Regions from separate parts of the Homo sapiens genome. Here region 1 is linked to region 2. Evidence: chromatin contacts called from ENCODE Hi-C data. All regions are on one chromosome and are shown on one strand. Each heading gives the region's core, a stretch centred on a gene start or an enhancer-like site at or near the end of the contact. The rest is flanking DNA. Distances are from core to core; before and after follow the strand shown. Region 1 overlaps IGFBP2 (insulin like growth factor binding protein 2). Region 2 overlaps DIRC3 (disrupted in renal carcinoma 3).

The links. Hi-C counts contacts between places; a loop is a spot of excess contacts on that map. Pooled maps may share reads with other maps.
Region 1: a map of PC-9 shows a loop between it and region 2 (10-fold over the local background). The contact joins two enhancer-like sites. A Hi-C loop is called at or near these places in 5 of 168 maps with a recorded cell type or tissue (CD4-positive, alpha-beta T cell, GM12878, PC-9 and 2 more) and 8 of 50 pooled maps.

Annotation. Positions count from the first base shown.
Region 1 is chr2:216,662,477-216,669,631 of GRCh38, forward strand. It overlaps IGFBP2 (insulin like growth factor binding protein 2), which reads left to right. Exons shown (of 4, transcript NM_000597.3): 4 at 1,464-1,960. The coding sequence ends at 1,628. Among named protein-coding and RNA genes, the nearest start is that of IGFBP-AS1, 28 kb to the right of the region's middle. Within about 2 kb of position 3,380, at least 10 of the 41 ENCODE cell types and tissues checked have a DNase peak (open chromatin) inside an H3K27ac peak, as active enhancers do; they include right lobe of liver, where a contact is called at or near this core.
Region 2 is chr2:217,709,897-217,717,142 of GRCh38, forward strand. The region is part of intron 2 of DIRC3 (disrupted in renal carcinoma 3); the gene reads right to left. Among named protein-coding and RNA genes, the nearest start is that of DIRC3, 77 kb to the right of the region's middle. RefSeq lists an enhancer at 3,829-3,878. Within about 2 kb of position 4,520, at least 19 of the 41 ENCODE cell types and tissues checked have a DNase peak (open chromatin) inside an H3K27ac peak, as active enhancers do; they include right lobe of liver, where a contact is called at or near this core.

The DNA of each region.
Region 1 (7,155 bases), core at 2,130-4,629, 1.0 Mb before region 2:
TCTCAGGGAATGAAGAGTCAGGCATGGAGAAATGCCGTTGGAAAGATTCTGAAAAGCCATCTAGAACACCATTGTAAATACATTGGAGAAAATGAAGTTTAAGTAAACCACTCAGGAGCCCTTCTCCCTCCTCTATCCACCTTCTGTTCATATGCATTTTAACAGTCACTGTGCATATGCAATATTTTCCCTGTAACATACTTTTTTTTTTTTTTTTTTTGAGACGGAGTCTCGCTCTTGTCTCCCAGGCTGGAGTGCAGTGGCGTGATCTCAGCTCACTGCAACCTCCGCCTGCCGTGTTCAAGCAATTCTCCTGCCTCAGCCTCCTGAGTAGCTGGGATTACAGGTGCCTGCCACCATGCCTGGCTAATTTTTGTATTTTTAGTAGAGATGGGGTTTACCATGTTGGCCAGGCTGGTCTTGAACTCCTAACCTCAGATGATCCCCCCACCTCGACCTCCCAAAGTGCTGGGATTACAGGCATGAGCCACCACACCTGGCTGGGCATTGGGATTTTTATAAAGCTACCCTGGTGGTTCTAATGGCAGTCTGGGCTGACCTAAAGTGTGGATGTGTGAAGCCAGGAGATGGGAACAGGGCTCTGCTGATGGCTTAGGGGTCTCACCTCTCCACCCCCTTCACCCAGGCACCTTGACCCTCTAAATATTAGTTTAGTATTAAAAGCTATTTGTGTACATGCCCTCTAAATGTAAGCTGGCTAACTCCATTTGGAGCTCAGAAGAAAAAGTCTCGATCACTTCTCATGGGAAACAGGCTGTCTGCTGCACCTTTGGGTAACTAAAGTGATTTGCAGGAGTAGTTAGCTTATGCATAAAACAGAGACCTTGGAGTGGGAATGCCTGGCTTCCATCTCAGCTGTGCTTCTTACCAGCTGTGTGACCTTGGGCAAGTTGCTTAGCCCATCTGTGCTTCAGTTTTATCATCTGTAAACCAGGGATAATAATGGCATCTAATTCACAAAGTGGTTGTGAGGATTAAATGACTATATTTGTTAGAAACTGAACTAGCAGTGTGTCTTGCACACACAGTGCCTGGCACACACTGATTTTGATTGCAACATGAGGTTTTACACCTGACGCTATGACTAAGCTTCAGTATGCTGGGTCCCCCCCACTGGATGGGACCTCTTTGAGGCTGGGGACTGAGTCTTTTCATCTTCGGGTGTCCTGAATGGCCTTGCTAATCAGAGGGGTCCCTGGGCGGGCAGCATCAGCATCACGTTGGAGCTCGCTAGCGATGCAGAATTTCCAGCTCTCCAGGGACCTACTGCATGGGAATCTGCATTTTATCAAGGTTTCCTGGCGCATATTTGAAGTTGCGAAGCTCCACCCGGCAGCGCATGGGTAGCTGCAAGGGGTGGCTGCTCAGTGGACGCCGGGTTGAGGGACAGAAGGAAAGTTGCTGGCTGCGGGCTCCTCCATGCTCTTCTCCTCTCTCCCCAGTGCAAGATGTCTCTGAACGGGCAGCGTGGGGAGTGCTGGTGTGTGAACCCCAACACCGGGAAGCTGATCCAGGGAGCCCCCACCATCCGGGGGGACCCCGAGTGTCATCTCTTCTACAATGAGCAGCAGGAGGCTCGCGGGGTGCACACCCAGCGGATGCAGTAGACCGCAGCCAGCCGGTGCCTGGCGCCCCTGCCCCCCGCCCCTCTCCAAACACCGGCAGAAAACGGAGAGTGCTTGGGTGGTGGGTGCTGGAGGATTTTCCAGTTCTGACACACGTATTTATATTTGGAAAGAGACCAGCACCGAGCTCGGCACCTCCCCGGCCTCTCTCTTCCCAGCTGCAGATGCCACACCTGCTCCTTCTTGCTTTCCCCGGGGGAGGAAGGGGGTTGTGGTCGGGGAGCTGGGGTACAGGTTTGGGGAGGGGGAAGAGAAATTTTTATTTTTGAACCCCTGTGTCCCTTTTGCATAAGATTAAAGGAAGGAAAAGTAAAGTGTGTGTCTTTTGCCTGAGTCTTTGGGGTCTTCCAGGGAGAGATGCAGAGCCTGGCCTAGGTTGGCCTACCCGCCATCATCCAGCTTTGCCCCTGGCTCCTAGGAAAATGGGAAAGGCCGTTTCCGTTTCCCATTCATGAAATGGCAATAAGAAGGAATGGGAACCTCCTGAATCCAGATCAAACCCTCCAGTGCAGCCCCAGGACTCCCAGGTGAGGCTTCTGCCCCCATGTGGCCCCTGCCTGGCGCTGTACAGGGGCAGGATGAGTCACGGGCTGGGGATGGGGAGATGTGGAGCGTGGGTCCGGCTTCCTCCCTCGCACATTCAGATAACACTGCAGTGGGAGATAAGGAACAGGAAACGTTGGGATTGGGGTTGTCTGGCCCCTGAAATAAAGGAGGCTCCCTCCTGCCCAGGGTGAGACATTTCCACTCAGCCCCCAAAGAAAGGGAGTAGGGCTGTGGTTAACTGGCTTATTCATAAGGATGACACCACTGAGAATTCAGATGCTGCTCTCTAAGGGGCCCAAGGGATTTGGTGTCCAGACCAGCAAATATCAATTGAAACAAAGGGCTATGAGTGTGTCAAGGTGTGCAGGCTGAGGGACTGTGGAAGGAGGCACAGAATGTGGCCTTTCTTAGCAGAGTTCCACATCAGAGCTCACCTACATCTGCCATTCTGTTCTGCTGGCCTCTCAACTCCAGTGAATTCCAGGGGGCTTATGCACCCCGACCCCTGCCTTTGCAATGGGCCATGGGGGGAGAAAGCTCACCATTTGAGGCCCACAGTCCCTGCCCCCCTAACCTTCCTCGGTACGTGGCCCAGGGCCTGGCCTCTCCTGTCACTCCCCTCTCCTGTGGCTGGAGTCTGATCCCTTCCCACAGAGGAGGGGCTCCCTAGGGGCCTGGCCCAATCCACTACCTTCCAGACCTTCCATCTGGTGAGTGTAGGGAGGCGGAGGGATGGCGGGCCCTTTACCAGGTGTGACATAAGTGTAGCTGGAATGCAAGACAGCTTTTGGAAATGGCACAAGATGAGCTTTCTTGGAGTGCAGGAAAACCAGATCCCCAAGAATAGATGGAGCCATGCCAGGAGGGTGTGTTCTAGGCTGCACCGGGCCAAGGCCAGCACTTGGCCACAGCCCCAAAAGTATTCATTCAGCGGATCCTTGTGCATCCGTGAAACAGGCACTATTGTTAGTTACACTTTACAGATGAGGAAAAGTGTAACTAGAAGTGCCCAAACTCTCCTGCCCTGGGTCTGGGGACCCCTAACTCCAGCGTGTGGCAGCCACCCACCCCTGAGTTATACTGGCCCCGTGGATGGAAGCAGGTGAGACGCTTGGAGAGGGCCTAGAGGGCTCTGGGCACTGGATGGACCTGGAGCTTGAAGCTCAGCAGTCCCTGCATGGGGTCTGATTGTCTTTCATTCGGCGCATGCGTGCTGCAGCTGGCCCTTCCCCCTGCCCTCTGAGTTGCTGCAAAGAGCAGTCAGCCCCGGGGCTGCTGTCCCCAGGTGGAGCTGCTATCCCTGGGTGGAGCAGCCCGTGCCTGCCCTCCTGGGAAGCCTGGTGTTTCTCAACCTCGGTGAACATTTGACTCGACGGCGGCACTTAAAACAAAAACTGATGCCAGTACCTCAGCTTCAGACATTCTGATGTAACTGGTTTGCCATGGAGCCCAGGCAGGGTCTTTTTCCTTTCTTAGGTTCCATGGTGATTGTGAACCAGGGAGGGATAAGGCAAGAAAAAGGCCGGAGTCAGGACACCTGGGCTTGGATCCTTTCCCACCACTTCGTTTTCCATTGCCTGGGGCTATGCTGTCCACCTTCTCTGAGCCTGTTTTCCTCATCTGTCTATTGGGGATGTTATCAGCCTCAAATAGCAGGGTGGTATTAGTGTGAGACTAGATGTGAAGGTGCTTTGAAAACTAGGACTGTATAAAACGGGAGGGGTTACTATGGGGCCATTGTTGGGTCAGGTGTTTGCCAGACCTCACGCCCCAGGGCTGCCACCTTGTCCATTCTTTGAACTTTTCCAGAGGGCTTCTGAGGATGCCACAATCTCCTTGCCCATTTCCCCTCCATTACCCTTAGTGCTCTTGTACCCAACCCTCTGAAGAGGTAGCTTTTATGGGTGAGTGGGTGAGCAGCACCTCCGCTGTGGCTCTAGCTGCAGGAACCACACTCACTGATGTGCAGTGCAACCTAGAAACCTTTGCCGAGAGGAAGCATCATTGCATCCACGTGGGAAGATGGCTGGCTGGGCAGGGATCTTGAAGATGTCAAGCACATCTCTCACCTGGAACTAACTGTGCCTCTTTGAACGTTAAGCAAACACCGGGGCTATACTGCCACTGTGTGGCAGCATGCAGAACTGCAGCTGAGCCTACATCGGGCCCTTGGAGAGTCTGTTGCATTGAAGAGGAGTGGTCCAGAAGGAGTCAGCTGGAGACGTTGTTACCACTGGCCCTATCCCAGATCCCCTGAGTTAGAAGCTCGGGGAGGGGCCTGGGAGTCTGCATTGAAACTTGCTTCCTGTGTGGTTCTTATGGAGGACTGGTTGACTTCATTTATAGGATCCAGGGCAAAATAAAAATATGGAGTCCCTTATTCAGAAATTATTAAGAATGTCAAGACAGAAATAGCAGAACATTAAACTAAGTGTCAGCCTTGTATGACTGCATGGGTCATGCCCACGGGGCTATCCCTCTTCTTATGCTCTCTACATTTGGACAGTCACCACTGTCATCCCTGAATCTGTTTGATGTGTCTTGAATACTAACTACATAATAAGATGTGGTGGTTAAAAGCGTAACCATGGAGGTGAGGTAGTCTTTGAACAGAATCAGACTCTTGAGTTATGTGCCTTTGGACATATTTCTAACCTCTGTGAATCTCATTTACTTCCTCTTTAAATATTGGGATAGTTTCTATCTTAAAAGACTTGCTTTGAGAATATAAAATCATTTCTGTCACACGGTAAGTGCTGCCTAAATGTAGCTCTCGGCCTTGCATGGTGGCTTACGCCTGTAATCCTGGCACTTTGGGAGGCCAAGGCGGGTGGATCAACCGAGGTCAGGAGTTCAAGACCAGCCTGGCCAACGTGGTGAAACCCCGTCTCTACTAAAAAATACAAAAATTAGCCGGACTCGGTGGCGGGTGCCTGTAATCCCAGCTACTTGGGAGGCTGAGGCAGGAGAATCACTTGAACCTGGGAGGTGGAGGTTGCAGTGAGCTGAGATTGCACGAGCCTGGGCAACAGAGTGAGACTCCGTCATAAAAAAAAGAAAAAAAAAATAGCTCTCACTATATCCCAGGCTCGGTATTAGGATGTCAGGCTATGAAGATGATGAAGATGAAGAAGATTACAGCCTTTGTCCTGAAGGGCTGAGATTCTTGTGGAAGGAAACAGCCCCGACACCCAAAGATGGCCCTCCATGGATGGCGGTACCCCTCCAGTAGGGGATGTTGGGCAAGTTAGGAGAAATAGTTAAGTCTGGTGTCAGGGAAGGTGTCTCAGAGAGGGTGAAGGCAGAGTTGGAAGGAAGAAGCTGAGATTGGGGAGAGGAGCGGGAGGATGTACGTGCCTCATGCATGCATGTATGTGCAGGTGCGGGTGTTGGGGGCTGGGGTTCAGACAGAGGGAGCAGCATGCGCAGAGACTTTATCTTATTTTTATGTCTGTATTTATTTATTTTTAGAGACAGTGTCTTACTCTGTTGCCCAGGCTAGAGTGCAGTGGCATGATCATAGCTCACTGCAGCTTTGAGCTCCTGGGATCAAGCAATCCTCCCACCTACCTCATCCTCCCAAGTAGCTAGGACTACAGGTGTGCACCACCATGCCTGGCTAATTTTTATTTTGTAGAGACAGCGATCTCACTATGTTGCCCAGGCTGGTCTTGAACTCCTGGACTCAAGTGATCCTCCCACTTTGGCCTCCTAAAATGCTGGGATTACAGGAGTGCATCACCATGCCTGGCCGGCAAAACCTTTAAGTCACGAGCTGGACAATGAGCCTGGACACCGGCGCATGGTTGGGGATACATGTGGTGAAGGGAGGCGGCAGGTGGAAGAGGAACGAGAGGAAGAGGAAGCCAGGGCACATCAGGAACGACTTGGGGTGTGTTGCTGAGGGATTTGAACTCTGGACCAAAAGTTAAGTACCAAGGAAAGAAGTTAGGCAGAGGATGGGCATGATTGGTTTGGTGTTTAGAAAGTGAACTGGGCCAGGCACAGTGGGTCATGCCTATAATCCCAGCACTTTGGGAGGCCAAGACGGGTGGATCACCTGAGGTCAGGAGTTCAAGACCAGCCTGACCAACATGGTGGAACCCCATCTCTACTAAAATTACAAAATTAGCTGGGCATGGGGGCGCTCGCCTGTAATCCCAGCTACTCTGGAGGCTGAGGCAGGAGAATTGCTTGAACCCGGGAAGCGGAAGTTGCTGTGAACTGAGATTGCACCATGGCATCCCAGCGCAAAACTCCATCTCAAAAACAAAACAAAACAAAACAAAAAAACATGAACTGCAACTGTGATGTCCAGCGTGGAGGACAATACATGGTGTGGGATTGGGTGGAACATCCCTGCAGCAGGAATTGCAAGGATCCAGGGTAGAAGTGAGCATGATCTGAATGAACCAGGGCTGGGGAGATGGAGAGAAGGGCCGAGGGTGAGGGTGGTCCATGAGGTCACTGATTCCTAGCACCTGGTGGCTTATTGGATGGAAGGGGTAAATGAAGAGTCAGGACTGAGGCCGGGGGTTGGGCTTGGACAGCTGGGTGGATGCAGTGCCATTCTCTGAGACAGCAAACAGGAGGAGGAGGAGGAATGGGGAATAAGAGGAGGGGGCTAAAGAAGGATTAAGAGAAGGAAGAGGGATGGCTTAGTGGGGAAGATGATGAGTTCAAATTGTGTTGTTATTGAACTTGTACTTTGTAAAGCATTAGATAAAATCATAAGAGAGGCCAAGAGCCTGAGCTTACAGGATGAGTTCAACGTGGAACACATTGTATTTGAGTTGCTTGAGGGACACTGGGTGGAGAAGACATCCCTGACTTTCCCTCATTCTCATCCTGATGTCAATTCTTGAGCAAGGTCCATCAGTTCTGTCTGCAGGCCGCGGTTCCTCTCTATTCCGTCCTCCCCATTTCCTCTGTCACCAACACAGAGGGAGATGGGATGGTTGAT
Region 2 (7,246 bases), core at 3,270-5,769:
ACAGACCATCTAGTACTAAATGTTTGTTAAGGCTGAGTAGAGTCTGGAATGTTGGCTTGAGGGCTGCTGTCTGAACCATCAAAGCAATGAAAAACTTAAACGAATATGCCATTTGAGATGTTCTCCGAGGTGGGTGAGCTCTTACAAGCAAAAACTGGAAGAACTACTCTGGTAGAGGAAATTCCTTTGGACACTGATTCAAGTTCTGGCTGTGCCACAGTGGTGTCATCTCACATACCTCCCCACTAACCTGCTCTCCCCATACTATGTTGAATTTTCTGTCTTTAGCCAAAGCCTCTTTCAGCCTAAATGAGACCTTCTACTGGTGGAGCTTCAAAGCACTCCATCTCCCGGCATCCCCCACCTTCTCAAATTTCATTTAAAAGACCATGAAACACCATCTCTACTCCCACAAAGATAAATGCCATGCAATCCATTCTCCAGCCTAGCAGGCCTTTCTCAGGCCATCTCACATCACACACTCACCCTCCAGCTTCCTGCTGCCTAAGGTGCTTGAGTCACACCAGATCCCTTCTTCTGGGGAAGCTTGTCAGATAGCTCCTTTTATCCCACACATTTACACCAACTGCCATCATCACCATGCATTCAAACTCACACTCCAGGACAGGCATGGACCACAGATGTCCCAAAGCCACATCTCCTAATCCACAGATTCACACATCACATTACAGGAACTCAATTACTTGGTGACTAAAGTCAAGCTCAGAATCTCTTCTCCATATTCAATAGATTCACTCTTCCTCACTCAACTTCCTCATTCCAACAAATTCAGAGACTCTCTACTTTTCTAAGAACTTACAGGTCCCCCTTAGACCTCCATAACACCTAGGAGAGTTAGATGTCATTACTCCCATTTTATAGAACAATAAATCAAGGTTCAGAAAGATTGAGTGACTTGGCCAAGTTCACACATCAGGCTGGAGACTGCCTGCTGAGATTCAAACTCAGATCTGTTGAAAATCTATGCTCTGTCTAACAACTACAGGCTGTAACACAAGGGATTTACACAAGATTACACAATTGTTCAATAGGGTTAGGAAAATAGAAACAAGAGAAAGGACAGGGCCAGAGGAAGAGAGTAGCAAAGATGAGCTAAGAAGGTAAACTTATTGTCAAGGTAAAGAGTTGAAGTTTTACGTTACAGGCATTTAACCATGCCAGTTTTTTAAGCAGAAAAGCAAAACTAGGGGGAGGAAGCAATAACCTAAGTAGAAAAAATTCTCTAAAAATCATGTGTCAAGGTCCCTTCCTCCAGCAAAGGCTTCCCTTAAGCCATCCAGACAGGGTGGAACGGTTTCTCAGAAATCTAAGCCACTCCATGCCTGTGTGGTATGAAACCCCATGCAAATGCCATTAAGCCTTCACCAGAGGCTCCCTGCCATGGGCTCTCCCTGTCTCCAGCTGCCCCAGGACAGCAGGGCTGCAGCAATGGCTTGGTGAGCAGATCTGGTTTGCAGCACAAAGCTTTGCACTCCCCCTGGACTGTTAGCCCTGACACAGTACATAGCTGTGGTTTCTATGGGAAAGCCCCTGGCTACCCACACCAGGCCTTAAATGTAGGATGAATCCCACAAAATCTCCCATCCGAACCTGCATTAGGACTCAAATCCTCGGCTGATCCTGGCAGGGCTGGGCCTCCGGGCACAGATTAGCACAGAAACCCCAGGAACTCAAAGCACCTGCAGGCAAGGATCACTATGGCTGGGAAGCCAGCATCCCCAGGTCTCCCTGGCCAAGTCAGATCTCTTTTCCCAGAAGTCTTTTCATGGTGAATAGGACACTATGACCAGGAGTCAGGAAACCTGGGTTCTTGTTCTAGGCCAGTCACCAACCAGCTCTGGGGCCTTGAGTAAATCACTAGCCTTTGCCGGGTCTCTACTTTCTCATCTCAGGAATACACCACCAGCCCTTGCTACTCTGCAGAACTTCGTAGAAGAACATGTAAGAGTATGGATGTGGAAATCATAGCCAACTTCCTACTTGGTGGGATACCTGGAGAAGACTCAGAGATGGCAGATAGATAGATAGATAGATAGATAGATAGATAGATAGATAGATAGATAGATAGAAAGAAAAACAGATCATCTCCCAGATTTCTGGGAACAGTACAGATGGCAGATGTTCTTCCTCAGTTTACTCATGAGCATAGTCTTACTTTTAAGGCGGTATGCCTAATTTCTTGTGAGATAATAAAGATGATAATTCAGTCAGGGAGATGGATAGAGCCTAGAGGAGGAATTAAGGGTGTGCACTTAGCCATCACTACTCTACCTCTGTTGAGCTGTGCCATCTTGGACTAGTTACACAGTTTCTCTGGGCCTCAATGTCATCATCTGTAAAATGAGATTATTAAGAGTTGTACCCAGTTGTGGGTACATAGTACCTAGCACATGCTCAGTGCTCAATGAATGGTGGTTGATGATGTCAAAAAGGAATTCTGACTTTCAGGCTCTGTCTATGTTGCTCTGTCCTTCCACTCCTCCCCATCCCACACATCCAAAGTATATCTTGTAATTGTGACCCTGGGTGTGCCTTGAAGGGTTTGGCTCTTTCTTTTTCCTATGCACTCCTCCTGGAAAACAGCAGACCTGCTGAGGCAACCAGCACAGAAACAGAGCTCGTGCCGACTCCCAACTGCCGGGGATACAAAGGGCTGCTAGGGAGATGGAGCAGGAAGCACAGCCCTGGAAGAGTGCACTGTCCCCCCAGCATCCGACAACCGGCCTCTCAGTGTGGAGCTCTGTGGGGCACAGTTGACGACTGTCACTCACATCCACTGACACCACCGTCTATGCCATTTGTCAGCAAGCAGAATGTCCTCATGTGGTTTGACCTGACTCTCTCAAGTCCTGGGGAACAAGGTTGCACCCTCCACATGAAAACAACCAGCTCAATGCACAGAGTCTGGTCAGATTCACAGCTGGAGTTTGCATCTGTCACCCACCACCCTGCAAGGTTCTATTCTTCAATTCGACCAAATAACTTGTAACTGGGGACACAGCCCAAACATGGAACCAGGAAAGGTCAAGGTTCCAAGCTACCTTCGAGATCATCTGATCCAATAACTTCATTGTTCTGGTAGGAAAAGCAAATCCCAGCGAGGGGACTTACCAGAGATCATACAGTTGGCCAGGGAGTGGCTCAAGGATCTAGGAGTAGCAGAGGCATCTTCACCCCCCCTCACCTGGGAGAAAACAGAACCACAAAGAGGGGGAGGTCGGCTGGTGGAGGGGACTGACACCGGTTGCATTTCAGGGGCTTCGCAAGGGGTAGAATGAGCACTGGACTGAGGGTTAGAAGACCAGGGTCCCCCACGTGTCTCTGCCTCGAATCAGCTGGGCCCCCGTGAGCTGTCACTTCCCCTCTCTTTGGGTCTCAATTCTCTCTTATAAAACGGAGCATCCCATCCACCTCTAAGAATGGGTTCAAGGAGCAGATGAAAATGTGTTTTGAAAATCCTGAGGCTCTACATATGTACAACCAAATTCTGCCCATCTACACAGCCACTTTTAGCTGTTGTCCCCAAGGCCTGGAAGCAGGCAGAGGGGAGAGTTAGGTAAGCTCTCTGAGCACATCCAAGGCTGGAGGGCTTCCCTCAGCAAAGGGGGCCCAGAGCACCAGGCTAAATCCATGTCATTCAAGCAGCGCTCAGGTTGTGTCTAAGCAGCTTTGATTTTAAAAGATTAGGAGGGCCGCAGGGTGGAAAGAAAAGTTGATGAGGCAACAAAGTCCTGCCCGCAGTACCACACTGCCCTCTGCAGGGTGTCTGTGAGAAGGCACCTCGGCTGGCCAGGTCAGGTTAATTCCGACTGCCCAGGGTCACAGATCCATTCCCGTGCCTCCACGCAGTGCAAGCCCTCTCCAAGTAGAAACAGGGATTGGGGGGGTGCTGCAACCACCCTCAGTAATCTGCTCTGTCTTCAAACAGCGCAGGCCTTTCTTGGTGTCTGGCCCGAATCTTCCTCTTGTCCTGACACCAACCATCTTCCAACCTGCCCTCCGAGGAGCCTGCCTTAGCGTCTCTTGCTTGTGACTCTAAAGCCAGGATTTAGAAGGTTCTAGAAAACAGAACAGCCCTGGCTCCTGCCCACCTCATTGTACCCTCTTTTCTCCAGAATAAGGTGGTTTCTCCATACCCTGGACATATTTTGGTCCTTGGAGAAAGCCCCCACACTGAAGGAGACGTGTCTTGCCTGAATCAACAGACAAGCCAGCGTCCTGCAGGTCTCAGTGATGAACCAAAAAGTCTGTGACTTTCACGAACATCAGACCCAATCTCCACAAATGATCTGGGATTGCGGGGGACATCCAGGGCCCAGAGCCTGCCCCCACGGCAACAAGGAATGTCCTCCAAGGCCCTCATGGCACCAGACCTTCCCCCTTCTCCATCCTCTCCCTGGCTGTGTGGTTCAGAGTGGGGCACTCTGCAGCTGGCTGACCAGCCTCCAGGCATGGGCTCAGGCCATGCTCCCTGTGTGCCCTGTGCAGACCCGGGGAGACGCTGCAGCCGGCCTGGCCATGTGACACGGGTGATTCACACACGCAGACGCCCAGACCAGTTTCTCCTTTCTTCCTCTCCCAGGCCATTACAAAAGGCACAGTCTCAGCACAGTGCTGCATTGTTCCCAGGGTCAGCAGAGGCTGGAAGCTGAGGGGAATTAGGAAGACAGGGAGTTGAGCAGCGTAGAGTGGTTTTCCATGCAGCATATGCACCTCGTGCAAGCCAAGCCCACTTCCTGTCTTGGCTCCAGCTCTGGAGCTCAAGTTTATATCTCCCTCCTTCAGAACCAACTTCGGTTTGGGTTGTTGGCTTCTTTAATTTTCCACTCTCCGCACGTGTGCATTTCTTTGAAAAATATGCACGTGCTGTGTCTTTTTTCTTCTCCAGCACACATCATTCTTTAGAGACTATAATATAAATTCGGAGTCCAGCAGCCTTTGTCTTTAAGAGCATGCTTTCTCCTTTGTCTTCTGCTCTCTACCCCCAACAAGACACTAAGCATAGACAGGTTGGTGGATGTGATCAGAGGTACACGTGGGCAAGGCCAGGACTTGGGGGTGCAACATGAGTGAATGGAAGAGAGAGGAGGCTGGTCAGCAATGGTGGCAGGGGGTGGGGGGTGAAGAAATTTGGCCATGAATGGGGCAGTCAAGGATTTGGGAAATTATTCCAATTTTCCTATTCTTTAATTATGAAAATCTTCGACTCTGGGTAGGTGAAAATAATTTCCTGGTAAATAAACACTTGGAATCAGAAGGGCTTTTGGCAGCCCAGTGGTCCCATTCTGATCATCTGAGAGGTAGTCCTTCCTCTACAGCAGGCCCATGGCCAGCAGGACAATCTGTCCCACGGCTGAGCAGCTCAACTCATTAGAAGGAGCTTTGAATATCAGGTCAAAATGTGTCCCCCAAGTGGTAGGTTGTAAAAATGGTCACCCTTTTTCACTCCTCCTTGTATCCATGCCCTTAACATGTGACTTTGCAGGACTGATCTATGACTTGCTTTGATCAAATGTAATGTCATGCCATTACTGAACTTAGACTTCAAGAGACCTCACGTACTTCTGCTCTCTCACTCTGAACCCTGTCACTGGCATGAGAACAAGATCAGTATAGTCTGCTACAGGATGAACTAACACATGGAGGAGAACTCTGTCATCCCAGCTTAGGCCTTCCTAAGCTTAGACTCTTACTCTCTCAAGTCCTGGGGACAACCCACAGCCAGCATGACAGCTGACTGCAGATGCATGTATGAACCCCAGCTGAGATCAGCCAAGCCTGGCCCAGGTCAGCAGAACCACCCAGCTGAGCCCAGCCCAAATTGCTGGCTCTCAGAATTATGAGTTAAATAAATGTTGTTTTAAGTCAATAAGTTTTGTAGAGTTTTGTTATGCAGAAAAACTAAACCAGTGCAGCCCATAATAGCCCTCTACAGCTATACAGAATAATCTCGTGATTCCTTGTCCCTGAGGACAGCCCTTTAAATAGTGAAATACTTATCATTGCCTCTAAGCAACAGAATGACTCTTGGGGAGGTCATGCTACTAGCTCCTGTTTTAGAGGAAAATCACCCACCAAGACATCCTTTGCCACTTCTTTTTCACTAGCTGCCAACCTAGGAGCTGCAAACATCTTGCAGTTGCTGTCAGCATCCTTCTACAACATCTTACTCACTCATTAGAGCACTCTGACAGCCCCATACCCCAATAATCTGATCTTTCCAGCACATTTTATTGAAAATTAAGAGAAATTATAAGATTGAGATGAGGAGGACACTAAAGTACAATGAAAGTAGTTAAGTAAATTAGGCTTCTTGAAGCCACTTCTGACCCAAATCTGCCAAAACTGCCAAAAAGCCTCCAAAATAAATGTCCATGGAAGGCTTCACATGGAGCCCCAGCTCCATGGGTCACAGCAGTTGAGGGTGGTCAGGGGCTGCTGCTTCCAGCATTGGCCATGTGAAGCCAGCAGCAAATGCATTGAACTTGGTCTTGGGGCTGATGGGGAAGGTCATCACCCCCACCACAGGAGACAGATCAGACCTATGGCAGCCTCCATTTGGAACCAGATGTGGAGGGAAGTGGTGTGGGAAATGGCTGCCATCTGTGGATTTTCTGGCTGAAGACTTGACTGCAAAGTTTGCCAGTTTCAAACGAGCCCTTGCAGCTTGGCTTCCTGTTTTCCGTTTGCGCTCCCCGTGTGTCACGGCACAATTATTCTGGGAGACGTGCTCAAAATGGACACGGTCTCCAATTTTCTTTCCCTAATAACAGTGCGGGAAATAGGGGTGAGGAAGGCAGTTGAGAGAGGAAAAACCCCAAACCTCAGAAAAGGATGAAAACACTTCTAAACTCAATTTCAAAAATGAGAAAATCAAAATCACCAAATCGCAATACACAGCCCTCTACTCATTCAATCCAGTCCCCTTATGGCTGAGCAGGCTAGCGAAGAGAAGAGACTTCATGGATGTGAGGGGTGTGAGTTCTACTTTCATGGGATCAAGAATATTTTGAAATTTTCTTTCCTGAGAGCCTAAAAATCATCCGCCTGGGATGGCAACAAGGTCAAATGGCTGGTGGTAGGGTCCTGAAAAGATGCCGTCCACCACCAATTATTTTTCAACCACATACATGGCCTTGGCCATGGCTCAAAGCAGAACAAAGAAAGGGCAACTCTCTTCCAGCTCTTTTTTGTCTTCTACTGGACAAATTAATCAGCCCCAGTG